Linked DNA regions of Homo sapiens: region 1 is linked to region 2. Evidence: read pairs that join two places in POLR2A ChIA-PET (ENCODE). Cell type or tissue: PC-3. All regions are shown on one strand.

What was found. Peaks named below come from ENCODE experiments on the same cell type or tissue, not always from the same donor. Only the 100,000 strongest peaks of a DNase experiment are listed, where the experiment ranks them.
Region 1: POLR2A ChIA-PET joins it to region 2 with 7 read pairs; 1 of 35 experiments calls an interaction of 5 or more read pairs at or near these places.

Annotation. Positions count from the first base shown.
Region 1 is chr10:70,828,436-70,836,435 of GRCh38, reverse strand. The region is part of intron 2 of SGPL1 (sphingosine-1-phosphate lyase 1); the gene reads right to left. Among named protein-coding and RNA genes, the nearest start is that of SGPL1, 16 kb to the right of the region's middle. In PC-3, no CTCF peak of the experiment used is centred here; DNase peaks (open chromatin) are centred at 3,055, 6,055 and 7,295; H3K4me3 peaks cover 3,473 bases; H3K27ac peaks cover 5,774 bases.
Region 2 is chr10:70,189,076-70,197,075 of GRCh38, reverse strand. No RefSeq gene overlaps it. Among named protein-coding and RNA genes, the nearest start is that of SAR1A, 23 kb to the right of the region's middle. In PC-3, no CTCF peak of the experiment used is centred here; DNase peaks (open chromatin) are centred at 2,425 and 4,995.

The sequences.
Region 1 (8,000 bases), 640 kb before region 2:
AGTGACTTGCTCAGTCAAACTGATAGAAAGAGGCAAAGTCAGGACTTCACACTCAGAGCTGAATTCCACAAGATATTGGAACCATCGCTCTGGGCTTCAAAACATCATAAATACCTACATACTAATTGGGAAAGTATGACCTAAAAGAAGAAAACCAAAGAGCTGTAGGTAAAGCCAAACAGGGGAACCAACAAGATATTCCAATGTATTCTCTCTTTACTGTTCTGCTCACATTAAAGAAAAACAGGCTGAAGATCAAAGAAAAACATTCCTGCTGACAGGCTGACCCACTCTACAAATAATTTCTGAACTGCCACAGGCACACAGATTCCCTGCCAAGGAAAATGTGGCAATTTTGCTCAGTGGATTACTGCACAGTGCTAAGTGAGTGAAGGTTGTATGGTCAAAACTGAAGTGCACACAAACCAGTTTTCTCAGGCTTCCATAACAACTCGTACCTCTCAAACTGCCTCCTTGTCTGAATGCAGCTTGCTGGGCCACAACAGAGACCTAGGGCCCTGAGTGTAAGTCTGTTATTCACTCAAGGAAATGTTCAAAACAGTAATGCCCTAATGATTTTACTGATCTCTATAGCTTCATTATAGAGTCAAGTTTCTGGGAAAGCTACTTCCCTACAGAAAGTTTCCCTTCATTCTCCTGTACAATGTCTTCTTGGCATTTCTTTTTTTTTTTTTTTTTTGAGACGGAGTCTTGCTCTGTCACCCAGGCTGGAGTGCAGTGGTGCAATCTTGGTTCACTGCAAACTCCACCTCCCGGGTTCAAGCCATTCTCCTGCCTCAGCCTCCCAAGTAGCTGGGACTACAGGCACCCGCCACCACTCCCAGCTAATTTTTTGTATTTTTAGTAGAGACAGGGTTTCACCGTGTTAGCCAGGATGGTCTCGATCTCCTGCCTCGTGATCCACCCGCCTCGGCCTCCCAAAGAGCTGGGATTACAGGCATGAGCCACCGCACCCGGCCTCTTCTTGGCATTTCTAATGTGCCACGTTTCCAGTGTGCCTCAACTCAGGGTATTTCTCAAGAGTCACTCAGGGCCAAACTGCATTAGCCTATTGCATTATGAGTTAATTTGTCCTAGAAGGAAAGAATTCAACTCTGGTTAGGGAGAACAACCAAATAATTTTAATATATGAACTCTCTATGGTACCAGGTGCTGATAAGAATACAAATTAGGAGGAGGATATAAGTCTTCTATCTCCTACACTGCCTAAAACAGCATCTTCAACACAGCAGGAACTCAACGTTTATTCAAATAAAGTAATTATGATATTGCCTATACTTTTGACAGTTTTGTTTTGCAAGATCCTAGGATGTTTCTGCCTCCTCTCTCCCACATCTCTCCTATTTAAGCTTAACAAGACACAGTGGCAGTGGGTTGAATCTGCAGAGGAGAATGGCTGGTTATCTGTAACTGGACTCTGCACACCGTGGCACTCTGCCTACAAGTTCACAAGGTTCATCACATCATAGGCCATCAGAGCTGAACCTGTCCTTCACAGATGAAGACATTGAGGCCTACAGGTCACAAAGCTCGGAAATAGCGGAGCCAGGACTCAAATCTTCTGGTTTAAAATGCATTGTTTTTTCCACTGCCTAGTTTTCCAGAGCCAAACTATCAGTGGCACAAATCAGGAGACCAACAGTTCTCAAAGTCCTGTCAGCTAGTTTACTCCAAGAGCCAAAGGAAAGGCTCTCATCTTCACTACGCTCCCAGTGAAGGCATACAGAACTTCCAGATGACCTAACGGCATCCTACAAGGGCTGAGCATTTTGGGGAAGTGAACTGCTATTGCATGGCCTTTTCGAACTGCAAACTTCATTCTTCTCTGAGCTAGAGACTTACACTCATACTACTTATTTGCTTACAAAAGAAAGACGGAAAGAAATTAGTTTGAAAAGTACTTCAGAAAAGTTGTCTTCAAAATCATAAAATGCTACTGTCTGAAGGAACCTTAGAGACCACCTATAGTCCAATCTCATTGCAGTGATGAAGAAACTGAGGCCACAGACTAATACCAAAATGTGCCTTCCCTGGTTTCAAACTAGAGGCACAGCCCCCAAGAGAATCTATCTTCTTCTTCAATATTCTTTCCATAAAGCCAGTGGGGGTACATCAATATCATCCAAGAAGCATGATTCCTGGAACGAATCATCTTCTTGGGTCAGAATACCCCACCCACAGGGTCAGAGTACAGAATGTGTATTTTGTAAACCTCCCTCCGGTGATTCTGACAGGCAACACTGCTTAAGAATCCATTCTCTTCCCCATCCTTTTCTTTTATTAAAAGATGACCCAGTAGCTGACTTAACATATTACTGACACCCAATCACCAAACTTAATGGCTACCCGGTATTCACGCAGCAGGGAAAAGACATCCACGAAGCTTTCCTGGGAAGTGTTAAAAGTCAGGGCCCAGTCACGTCACTCTACTAGATATCAATTCATTGTTCCTGCCTAATATTTATTCTTTGGCCAGATACTAATAAAAATCAAAATCTTCTACCCCACAATCCTGCAAAGAAGACAGAATTTGTTATTTGTTTTCCTGAACTATTCAACGCTCAATACTTTTTCCAGAAGGACCATAAATCTGAGCTTTACAGCAGGAATGGGCTGTTGAGGAAAAGAAAAATCTGTTCTACCCAGTTCAAATGTTACTCTAAGGACTAAGCCTCAGCCTAGGGAGTGAAGTTAAAATACAGAAGAGACTCAGTTAGTATATTTATTCTTATCAGCTTCTGCCCCCCCACCAAAAAAAGAAAAGCCAGAAAGCAAAGCTAATTTAATCTGATTTTCTTTCATATTACAGTCTACAGAACTTCAAAGTGCAAGGTAAACAGGTAAGAAAATACTATTGTCTTTATAGCCTCCAAAAGCATTAAAGTTTATCATCAAAAACACATCACAACCCCAAAGGGAAAATCCTCTTGGGTCATTAAAGAAGTAAGAACTGAGCAACAAAACCAGACAGCCATTCCAAGCAACCAGTAGTGACTGTGAGAAACGTTTGAGGAAACTGAATCATCATTTCTTAGGAGACAAAAAGCAAACCACATACTTCCCCCAAAATTCCACTATGTGAGTCAAGAGATCCAGTATCTGAGAAGTTCGTCTCAAAAAGCTTAAGAGTCTACATTTTCCCTTCTAGCCTGGCCTTGCCAGATATGTACACTTGGTACCATTCCCCAAGCACCAACTGCTATACACTTAGCATGGGAGTATTCAGGCAAAGCATCTTTCCATCCCTGAAATAACAAAACCATCTTGGCCACAGAAAGAACACACATATGAAATGTTCCCAAGTCATCAGAAGTGCACTCATGGAAAACCACAGCTTCTAAGTTCCTAAAAGCTGAACCCGAAACACTGCTAAATGGTCACTTTATTAATGTACTTGTGGTCAGGACAAGGCATCAAGTAAAGGGAGATGCTGATTCTGTTAAGTAACAATTCTGAGCACCTCTCTTCTGAAATACATATTTAAAAGTATCAGGAGCAGCTTATACTAGGAGAGAAGACTAAATGCATAAAACTGAATTCAATAAGCAGAGGAACACACTGAAGGACACAGAGATAAGAGCAATTACCAGTTTTGTAGGAAAATAGACTCCCAGCCTAAGGCAAGTAGGTAAGATATGGGGGGAAAAATATGCAAATTTGCACATGGAATGTTGCTAAGTTTGCTATGAACTCTCAGAGTCTGACAATAAATAGCTAAATGACTTACTGTGCACATGTATACAGGTTATATTTCAAAGCACAAATGAGTTTCATCATTCTCTAAAACTAGAAATGATAATTTCTTGGATAATAAGCAAGATCTAGTGGAAAAGATCCCGTATTTCTCACACAGAAAGAAGTCTTAACTTCTCTGAGCATATCACGATTGGGGAAGGGCAGAGGTTAGCTGACTTCTCCAGTCCCATACTTATCTTACTAACAGAATTCTCTATCTTTGTCTGGGAGTTAAGACACTTAGACTTTTCATAACCATTTGTGGAAATTCCTTCCCTACAACAGTCATGCTGCTATTAGAGATGAGGAATACTGAATATTTGCTGAGAAGTGTAACCTAACTAAAGCTATTTCTCTAGAGATTTCCAACACGTAAGCCTGCTCAAAAGAATAAGCAGGGACCTATCCCTAGGTCTCTGACTGACCTTCAACTATATAAACACCCTTTGGAAAGTGCATCTTCGAAATTACCAAGAACCTACTTTTAAAAGCTGAAGTAAGCAGCTGAGTAAATTTAATTTAAAATTAATACTTGGAAGAGTTTCAAACTTTGTGGTATCTATTGAAAGTGAGCAGGAAAGTGTGCTTCTGTGATGTTATACGTATATATTGGTTTGCATCCATGGTTCCTGGTTCATAACCCCCATAGCCCTTGTTATAGTCTTCTATTATAATGCTGGGGCACTTTGGGCCTCAGGAAACAGAATCTCTCTCAACCTTCTCCTGTCCTCTTTTACCTGCCTCAAAGCAAGACTCTAGTCCAACTGTGGGCCAAAAAACCCTCATTCCTGGGAGGGTTGTGCCCCATATTCTGGAGGAAGGAAGGCTGCACAGAAAGGCCAGCGACAACCTGAACAGACAGGCCTTGCTGGGTTTCCGGTCAGTCTATTAGTATGAGATCATGCCTCCTGTGTCCAGTCACATTTCTACATGGTTGTCAATCATGCCTATGTAACTAAGCCTCCATAAAAACCCAAAAGGACAGGGTTCAGAGAGCCTCTGGATAGCTGAACACATGGAGGTTCCTGGAGGGTGGTGCACCCAGGGAGGCATGGAGGCTCCACACCCCTTCCCCTATACCTTGCCCCATGCATCTCTTCATTTGTAACCTTTGCAGTATCCCTTAAAATAAACCTGTAAACCTAAGTAAATGTTTCCCTGAGTTCTGTGAGCTGTTCCAGCAAATTAATCCAATCCAAGAGGAGGTCATGGGAACCTCACCTTGAAGACAGTCAGTCAGACATTTTGAAGGACCAGACTTGTGACAGGTTGGGGTTGGGGGAGACAGGTATGGGTTGGGACTGAGCCCTCAACCCATAGATCTGATGCTATCTCCAGGTAGACAGTGTCAGAATTGAATTAGGCGACACCCAGTGATGTCTGCTTCTTGGAGTGTGGGGAAAAAAATCCCACACGTTTGGTCACGGAAGTCTTCGGTGTTGATTGTTGTGGTGTGAGAGTAGAGGAGAGAGTTTTTCCCTACGGCTTCCAATGAAAAATTATGCATTATCTGGGACGCCCCTCCGGGTTACCAGATTCTGATTATGAGGAGGCTGTTTACGGCTCTGAAAGTTGTAGATAACTGATAGCAGTGCAAAGTAATCTAGATCCCTAAATATGCAAATTCTGCCGTCAGGTGAAGTTTCACCTGACTTTCCTACCCCTATGACAGAGAGTTGTTTTGCCTCCATTTGCACATTCATTTGATATTCCTGATCCATAAATGAGCAGCTTTTTGGACCTCTCCTTTGAACCAGTTATAACATCTGCCTGGTTTCCTCTTTTGGAGTAAAATAAAATCTTCAACATATGTTCATTTTATATCTGTATAAGAGTCAGGATATTACTTTCGAAAATTATCTTTTAACAAAAGCTAGAGATCTTTGCTGTTCCAGACTCCTCCGACGCCCAGAAAATGCTTGTGAACATAAAATCTTATATAATTACAAAGAATTCAGGACATCCTAAAGGCCAGTCATAAAGGTCCATATTCCCCAGTTAATAACTTCTGTTCTACAATAAAGCATAGAAATAGCCTCGATATTACAAAAGGTCCTATATAAGTAAAGTAAGCCCAAGATCCTGTGTCTCCTGTAGGTGAGAACAAGAGACATTGTTAGATATATCCATTACTTAAAATTCTGTAGGAAAAGCCCTGTAACTGCAATAAAAAGGAGTGCAGTTCTGATCCATGCTACAACATGGATGAACCTTGAAACCATTAAACGAATGGTTAATCAGGAAGTCAATCAGGAAAGACCACATATTTACTGTATGATTGTATTTATATGAAGTGTCCTGACTAAGCAAATCTACACAAAGTAGACTGGTAGTTGCTGAGGACCGGTGAGAAGGAAATAAGGAAGTGACTGCTGAGTACTGGGTTTCTTTGGAAAATGTCCTAAAATTGATCGTGGGGATGGCTGCACAACTGTGAATATACAAAACACCAGAGTTGTACACTTAAAAAAGCATCATGACCTAACAGTTCCATTTGTGTTCACCAAATGTCCCTTCAGCTAAGAAACCACCTAAGATTCTTTGGATTCACAGGCTTTCTTTTAATAAAAAAATAAAATTTAAAAGGCCTTCTGAAAAAGTTTTTAAATGGGCCAAGGACAGCAGAAATTGCAACTCCAGAAATAGAGAGTAAAGCTCTGGACTCCAAATGAAAGCAACCATAACTACCTAAGAATAACTTGCCTAAAGGTATATTTTTACGAGTTATAATAATAAATTATTAACGACTAAAATGATGAGATTTTAAAGAATATTTTTTTATCCAGCAATTCCTAAGCACATACTGTAGCAACTACCCAGATATCTGAAAAGGACAGTGACCTTTGAGTATTCCCCTGAACTGACACCTCACCACTACTCTTGCGGACTCTGAGAGTCATGTTAATCTGTTCTACAGAAAGGCAGCTGTGGTGTCCTAGAAAGTCTGGACTGGTAATCAAAACCTTCGGCTCTAATTTTAGCTCTCACTTAGAAGCTGTGTGATGTGTGGCACAACACTAAACCTCTATGCAACTGGACTCTGCTCATCTGCAAAAATAGAAGCCATTGGGATAATTCAACAAAACGTTCAGGAGAAAAAAAAAAGATACCATCGTCCACTCACAGGGTTGTTGTGAATATTAAATGAGATAAGGTAATAAGAAAATGACTGCAGATAATAAACACTCATTAAATATTCAGTGAACCTGAATTATCCAATGATAAACATTTTCCTTTTCTCTTCAATAAGCAACAAGGAAAAGTAACCTTCCCAGTCACAAAGGAGCTGGAAGAGGCTTTAAGTAGTTTGATTCCCATGCCTATGTTGTATTTTCTTACAGACGGTGGTAATAAAACACACCTTAGTAATGAGCTATTTCTCAGTTTTCTAAGAGAGATGTTAAGTCAACTCTTAATCTTCAACAATCTATTAAATCAATCAGAAGGCTGCGAGTGCCCTCTGGCCTACCTATACAACAAGATTAAATCACTTACCTACTATCTTTACAGATCGTAAACCTGTGTGTTTTCAGTCATCCAAACAGACTGTTGACTCTTGTGGTCGTGATTGTTGGGAAAGCATTTGAAAACATTTTCAGAAAGGGCTGGGTAACAGAGTCTTAGGCTTTCTTCCACTCTGGCCCAACACAGCCAGACAGGGAGCAGACTTACCCTGGCATCCTCATATTTGCCCTCCCCAGCGCCCTTCAGGACACTTCTGAAAGGCATCCCCTTTCAGAAGAATGTGAAAACAGAATTTCCAATTTGCCTCAATTGTCTCAAAGACTCGGTGCCATTAAGACTGGAATTCAATACAGAATTGATCTATTCCTTTTTAGACCCATCTGTCAAAACGAATTCAAAAGAATGGAATTAAATGCTTCAGTGAAAGCCTCCAAAAAACATGGTCCCCCAATATTGAGTATAAAGTGTTACTACAATAGCCACTTAGAATCTAAAGCATTCTAGAAGATTATGATTTTAACCTGAGAATTAACTACTACAAATATTTTAAATTCTGCCCTTAACAGGGTCCTTTTCATACTCAAAAAGAACTAAGGTTGCTTTGTTCCCATCAATTGTGTATTAACATTTACAGACTAGATAAACAAGAATGCAGTAGGCTTTACTCTCTGGGGAAATTACAGAAAAGGAAGGGCATTTCACATTTTAGAATTGCTTGTACAGGCTGGGTACAGTGGCTCACACCCATAATCGCAGCACTTTAGGAAGCCGAGGCTTCT
Region 2 (8,000 bases):
CATGACTGCAGCTCACTGCAGCCTCAACCTCCTCAGCTCAATCAATTCTCCTGCTTCAGCCTCCTGAAAAGCTGGGACTACAGACACGTGCCACCACCCCCAGCTATTTTGCATAGAAGTGGGGTTTCACCATGTGGCCCAGGCTGGTCTTGAACTCCTAGCCTTAAGCCATCTGCCTGCCTAAGCCTCCCAAACTGTGTGAGCCACCGCGCCCACGCCACATTTGGATTTTTTTTTTTTTTTTTTTTTTTTGAGATGGAGTTTCATTCTGTCACCCAGGCTGGAGTGCAGTGTTACAATCTTGGCTCACTGCAACCTCTGCCTCCCAGGTTCAAGCAATTCTCCTGCCTCAGCTTCCTGAGTAGCTGGGATTACAGGTGCCTGCCACCACGCCCGGCTAATTTTTGCATTTTTAGTATAGATGGGGTTTCACCATGTTGGCCAGGCTGGTCTCGAACTCCTGACCTTGAGTGATCTGCCAGCCTTGGCCTCCCAAAGCGCTGGGATTACAGGCATGAGCCACCATGCCTGGCCTGGATTTAAATAATGTTTTTCTTATTCCTTTTGTAAGTGCTTCTATTTTTAAATGATGTCTCAGTCATTGTAATATGTGATTTATAAAATGATTCAATTTTGTAGGGGTAAGAAGTCAGTTTTCTAATGACGATTATACAGTGTGAGAGACCTCACATGTATTGGCCTCCTAGATAGGAATTACCCATATTATGAAAAGGAAAGAGGATGGAATAGTACAGGAGGAAATATTAGCAATAGTTCTGTGCAAGATCCTCTGCAGAAAGCTGTCACTCCTCTGTTAAAAGCAAGGAAATGTATAATACTTGTGTATTTGTTTGCTAGTGCTGCCATAACAAAGTGGCAAACAATGCATTAAACAACAGAAATGTATTGTCTCATAGTTCTGAAGGCTAGAAGTCAGAGAGCAAGGTGCTGACAGGGCCGTATTCCCTCTGAAGGGACTGGGGAAGGGTCTGTTCCAGGCCTCTCGTACCTTCTGGTGGTTCCTGGATTGTGGCAGCAGAACTCCAGTCTTCACATGGTATTTCACTGTGTGCCTGTTTGTGTCTAAATTTCCCTTTTTTATAAGGACACCAGAAATACTGGATTAGGGGTCCATCCTATTCCAGCATGACCTTATCTATTTTATTATATTTTATTTTTAAAATTTTATTTATTTATTTATTTTTTGAGACAGCGTCTTACTCTGTGGCCCAGGCTGGTGTGCAGTGGTGCAAGCTCGGCTCACTGCAACCTCCGCCTCCCGGATTCAAGCGATTCTCCTGTCTCAGCCTCCCAAGTAGCTGGGATTACAGGCACCCACCACCATGCCCTGCTAATTTTTTAATTTTTAGTAGATACGGGGTTTCATCATATTGGCCAGGCTGGTCTTGAACTCCTGGGCTCAGGTGATCCACCCACCTCGGCCTCCCAAAGTGCTGGGATTACAGGTGTGAGCTTATCTTAACTAATTACATCTGCAATGACACTGTTTCCAAACAAGGGTCACATTCTTATTCCTTTTATAAGTGCTTCTATTTTTAAACAATGCCTCAGTCATTGTAATGTGTAGTATATAAGTGATTTATTTTTGTTGGAGTAAGAAATTTGTTTTCCAAACCAAACATTGTATGTTCTCACTCGTAAGTGGGAGCTAAGCTATGAGGATGCAAAAGCATAAGAATGACACAACAGGCTTTGGGAACTCAGGGAGTAAAGAGTGGGAGGGGGTTGAGGGATAAAAGACAACAAATTGGGTGCAGTGTACACTGCTCGGGCAATGGGTGCACCAAAATCTCACAAATCACCACTTAAGAACTTATTCATGTAACCAAACACCACCTTTTCCCCAATAACCTATGGAAATAAAGATTTTTTTAAAAAATTTCATAATACAATTGCAAGTATTAATAGCAGAATAGACCAAGCTGAGGAAAGAATCTCAGAGCCTGAAGACTGGTTCTCCAAATTCACTCAGTCAGACAAAAATGAAAAAAATAAAAACGAATGAACAGCGGGGCACGGTGGCTCACACCTGTAATCCCAGCACTTTGGGAGGCTGAGGTGGGCAGATCACGAGGTCAAGAGATCAAGACCATCCTGGCCAACATGGTGAAACCCCATCTCTACTAAAAATACAAAAATTAGCTGGATGTGGTGGTGTGCGCCTGTAGTCCCAGCTACTCAGGAGGCTGAAGCAGGAGAATTGCTTGAACCCGGGAGGCGGAGGTTGCAGTGAGCCGAGATCACACCACTGCACTCCAGCCTGGGCAACAGAGCGAGACTCCATCTCAAAAAAAAAAAAAAAAAAAAAAAAAAAGGAATGAACACAACCTCTGAGAAATATGAGATTTTGTAAAGAGACCAAATCTATGACTCATTGGCATCCCTGAAAGAGAGGGTGAGAAAGGAAGCAACTTGGAAAACATTTGAGGATATCGTCTACAAAAATTTCCCCAACCTCCCTAGAGAGGCCAACATTCAAACTCAGGAAATGCAAAGAATCCTTGTGAGATACTATACAAGACCATCCCCAAAACACATAGTCCTCAGATTCTCCAAGTTCTCAGATTCTCCAAGGTTGACATGAAAGAAAAAATATTAAAGGCAGCTAGAGAGAAGGGGAAGGTTGCCTACAAAGGGAACCTCAACAGGCTAACTGAACTTTTCAGCAGAAACCCTACAAGGCAGAAGAGATTGGGGACCTATATTCAGCATCCTTAAAGACAAGAAATTCGTTTTCCAAAAGAGGGTCATAGGCTGGGTGCGGTGGTTCATGCCTGTCATCCCAGCACTTTGGGAGGCTGAGACGGGCAGATCACCTGAGGTCAGGAGTTCGAGACCACCCTGACCAACATGGTGAAACCCTGTTTCTACTAAAAATACAAAAAGATTAGCCGGGCATGTGGCTGGCGCCCGTAATCCCAGCTACTCGGGAGACTGAGGCAAGAGAATCGCTTGCACCTGGGAGGTGGAGTTTGCAGTGAGCTGAGATATCGCCATTGCACTCCAGCCTGGGTGACAACAGCGAGACTCCGTTTCAAAAAAAAAAAAAAGAGGGTCACAAACACCTCACATTCTGAGGTGCTGGGGATTAGGACTTCAATATGAATTTTTGTGGGACACAACACGTAACTCTCAAAGAGAAGCTTTGGGTGTTTGGAAAGTTCTCTTTTTCATCATCCATGCTAGATAAAAGTCATCTGGGTACTAAAGCCAAAAGAAATCTTAATTCCTGGAACAGCCCTCTTAGGAACACTTCTTGAGATTTGAGTTTGCCAGGCACTGTTTTAGACACTGGGGATATAGTGTTGAGCAAGACAGATGAGGTCACCCTGACAGTAGGATGGGCTTGGTTATGCACAGCAATCCCCCCAAATCTCAATGGCTTAAGGAAACAAAAGTTGATTCCTCACTCACATAAAGTAGGCTCTGCTTGTGGGCAGCTGTTCCCCTATGATAGCTTAGCATCACGCCTCCGTGTTAACACGTGCTTTCTCATGTCGATCAGCCTCTCGGAGGAAGAAAGTGGTGGAGCCTTGCACTGGTGATTAGGTGCTTCTGCCCAGAAGTGACGCACATCACAGACATTTCACTGGCTAGAGCAAGCCGAATGACCATGCCTGACCTCAAGGTGGTAAGGAAGTCCAGTCTTACCATGGAGTAAAGGAAATAACTGTGAGAGTGCCAGGTATTTTGACACACCTCATTTAACACAGAGAGAAATAAGCTCTTCTTATTTATTTATTAGTTAGGGTTTTGCTCTGTTGCCCAGGCTGGAGTGCAGTGGTATAATCATAGCTCATTGCAGCCTTGAACTCCTGGGCTCAAGCGATCCTCCCACCTCAGCCTCCTGAATAGCTAGGACTACAGGCATGTGCCACCATGCCTGGCTAAATTTTAAATTGTTTTGTAGAGATGGGGTCTTACTATATTGCCCAGGCTGGTCTCAAACCTCAGACTCCTGGACTCAAGTGATCTTCCCAGCTCAGCCTCTCGAAGTGCTGGGTTTACAGGGTTTACAGATGTGAGCTACCACACCCAGCCTCTTTTTTTTTTTTTTTATAAGAAAAAGATGCAGAGAACCTAAGTAATTTAGCCAAAGTCACTTAAATTTATCCAAAGTCAGTAAGTGGCTGAAGCAGGACTTAGACCCAGGTCATCTGACCTTGAGACCAGGGATTTTCCTACTAGCTTTATGTTATTTGTCTGCTTTCACAATCATTATTAGTGGGTACTTAACATGTCTGGGCTTTAGTTTTCCCATCTGCGTCACAGGATTGGCAGGAACATATGTGAAGGAGCTTGCCCACTGTCCATGTCATAGTGGGCGTTCGGTGAAGCCTGGTTGTTTATAGTTGTGATCTCAGCAACTCTTAGTGTGATCAATGCATTTTTTTTTCCCAGGTAAGGAAACTTGATGCCTTGGCCTGGTTATTTAAAGGGTCTGAATGAGAACCCAAATCACTCACCACTGAGCCCAGGCCTACACGTGCTACTGCTCTGATGGCAATTATTTTCAATCTGATAAGCATATTTGCTCTACAAGGGCCTAACTTGTGCTTTTGCACATGACGTTCTTTACATTTAGAAAAAGCTGCTCCTACTGCTTCCTGGGAGTCTCAAGGCAGAAAGGAATTTACTTTTGCATTAATAAGAATGTTGTGCAAATTGCCATGGTGGAAAAGTTTTTATGAGTTATAAATTTGAATCAATTGCTATATAGTTCATTGCTACCTCTGTCGATCTTTGAGATCTTTCCCTGATTATTACAAAACCTTTAAATTAAGGAAATACTTGCCAGGAATAAGGTTAAGCAATGAGAATCACAAGGTTATGTGGCAATCTGAACTTGAAGTCTGAGAGCAATTTGGCAATATCTATCAAAAATTTAAATTCATACTTAATCTTTGACTCAGCAATTCTAGGAATTCATTCTGCAGAACAGTCAACCAAACACATAGTATACAGCAGCTTTGTTTGCAATAGCAAAATCTGGAAAAGTACTTAACTGCCCCACAGAGGAATGGCTGAATCTGTTACTCATACCCACAGCACTTAAAGAGTGAAATCACTGCATGGACTGATATGGAAAAGATGTTCAAAATATATAAGTGAGGAGAGAAAATTGTAGTACTCTATAGTGGTAAACTATGACTTGTGGGCCAAATCCAGCCTGCTGCCTGTTTTGTAAATAAAATTTTATTGGAACATAGCCAACATCTTTTCATTTGCAAATTGTCTGTGGCTGCCTTCCGTCTACAGTGGAGTGTTCAGTAGTTAGGACAGTGACCATATGGCCCCAAAAGCCAAAAGTATTTACTGTTTGTCTGTTTACAGAAAACATTTTCCAATCCCTGCTCTATCATATGATCCTATTTGTGTTTTTTACAAAGGGAGCATTTGGAGGAAAGACGTATATCAATAGATATGCTTCTATAAGCATAGACAATGAAAATCCAAATCCAAACCACAGTTAAGAAATCTAAAACCACAGTAACAATGATTACCTCTGGGGAGTGGAACTGTGGAGTAAGCAAGGAATAGATAAGGTCAGAGAGTTTCCTTCTTCTTTAAAAGCTTCTGTACTCTTGGAATTATTTTTCTAAAAGCATATGCAGTATGCCTTATTTTATTAAAAAAAAAAATCAATGAAGTAGGAGGAGAACACTGATGAATGGTGTTCAGCACACCCAGTGATATAAATGCTGCCAGCTCTCTAAGGCAGACTTTCTCCAAGTGGTCCCTGAACTACCAGAGCTATCTGTTTAAAAAAAAAAAAAAAGCCGAATGAATCAGAATTGGGAGGTGCTGGGCCCTAAAATCCACTTTTTTTTTTAGACAATCTCACTCTGTCGCCCAGGCTGGAGTGCAATGGCATGATATCAGCTCACTGCAACCTCCACCTCCCAGGTTCAAGTGATTCTCCCACCTCAGGCTCCCAAGTAGCTGAGCCTACATGCGCACGCCACCACGCCTGGCTAATTTTTTGTATTTTTAGTAGAGATGGGGTTTCACCATGTTGGCCAGGCTGGTCTTAAACTACTGACCTTAAGTGATCCTCCCGCCTCAGGCTCCCAAAGTTCTGGGATTACAGGCATGAGCCACTGCACCCAGCCTAAAATCCACTTTTCAACCAGGACTCTGATGTTTGAAACCGCTGCTCTTGTAATAAATGCCAGAGATCAGCAAAAGATTTCTCAGTGGGGTTTAATATAATCAGTGTGAGATCATCCAGCAAACATCTACTCACAGCAAAAGCAACAACAATAATAGCTCCCAATTATGAGCACTTCCTAAATGCAGGCCCTGTGCTATAGGCTTTACCCACTTGGACCTGTCGAATTCACTTAGCAACCCTGAGCTGAGTGTTACTATGATGAACTTGGCTCCGGGAAGGTTGCGTGGTGACCCGAGGTCTCTGAGCTCCTTATTTGGGTCTGTCACAAGGCTAGGGGCTGGAAATGCAGATCCTAGCCCCATGGCACTTGCACAGAGATGAGTTAGTCTTCTTCTTCTTTGTGTTGTTCACCCAGCAAGCCATGTGATGCTGGTTTAATAGCTGGATCACCTTCAGCACATGAGTTCCACACCTGCAAAAGAAGAGGTTGACCCAAGTACTCTGGAAGGCCTGTTCCAGCTCCAACATTCCTCTGGCTTAAAGCAGACTTGTCACCGTAGTGCGGATGTTCAAATGTGACATGTGGCTCCTTGTCACTGCCCCCACGCACCGGAGCCCTCTTCCTAGGGCCTGTCCTCCTGTCCTTCCCTGTTGAGACAGGCAGAGGTGCTGTGCCCCGTTCCTGCACATTCAAGTCTATTTCCTTGCTTCTCTGTCTCTCCTCATGAAAGTGGATCGTGACTTCAGAACTTATATCCCTGACTAGTCTGCCAGCTCCTCACAAGCAGGGGCCATGTCACAGTCATGTTTATGCCCCTGACGTCCCGCACTGCCCATAGCAGGAACTCTGTTAATAACCTTCTGATTGCTTCTCGAATGGCTTTTCAAACAGGACTGCCTTTTTGTGCTCCTCAAGGTGACAAAGTCAGCAGCCTAGTGACTGCCTGATTCCACAGAGAGGTTCTGCGTGGGCATTTCACGTGGCACTGTGCATGGCTTTCCACACTGGGATTTCTACACCCCACAGGGACACAGAGTGTGTGCCAAAGGAGACTGAAGCCACAGGGTAGACACCATGCAAAGCCCTGGGGCTTCCATTTTACTGGGGAGTGAATAATGACAAGGTTCTTCATAGGCTACAATTTTATTATTTAAAAAAATTAAAAAATATTTTTTTCAGATGGAGTCTCGCTCTGTTGCCCAGGCTGGAGTGCAGTGGCATGATCTCCACTCACTGCAACCTCTGCCTCCCAAGTTCAAGCAATTCTCCTGCCTCAGCCTCCCAAGTAGCTGGGACTACAGGTGCCTGCCACCATGCCTGGCTACCTTTTTGTATTTTTGGTAGAGATGGGGTTTCACTATGCTGGCCAGGCTGGTCTCCAACTCCTGACCTCAGGTGATCCACCTGCCTTGGCCTTCTAAAATGCTGGGATTACAGGCGTGAGCCACTGTGCCTGGCCATAGGCTACAATTTTAAATGCCAGTTTTCCATGAATTTTGAAGGAAAAATGTGCTATTTCAGGGCAAGTTGCTATTGGTGGCTTCCATGTCATGACTGTGCCACTAGACTCCTGGAGTTAAAGTTGAGAACACTCTGGGGAAGAACTCTGTGCTGGAAGTCCTAAGATCTACATGCTGGCCCTGGCTCCTTTGTGACATCAGGCAGGTCTTTTCACTTCTCTGGGACTCGGTTTCCTTATTCTGGATAACAAGGTAGTGGGCTCCCACCTTGTGCATATGTTTTAATGTGGAAGATGTCACATCCCCACGATTTTGATATAGTCCAGTGGGGCAGGATGCAGTGGGGGAAAAAAAACCCTCTCTACCACTGAACTGGACAAGGTGGGTGATTGGGAAACTGATA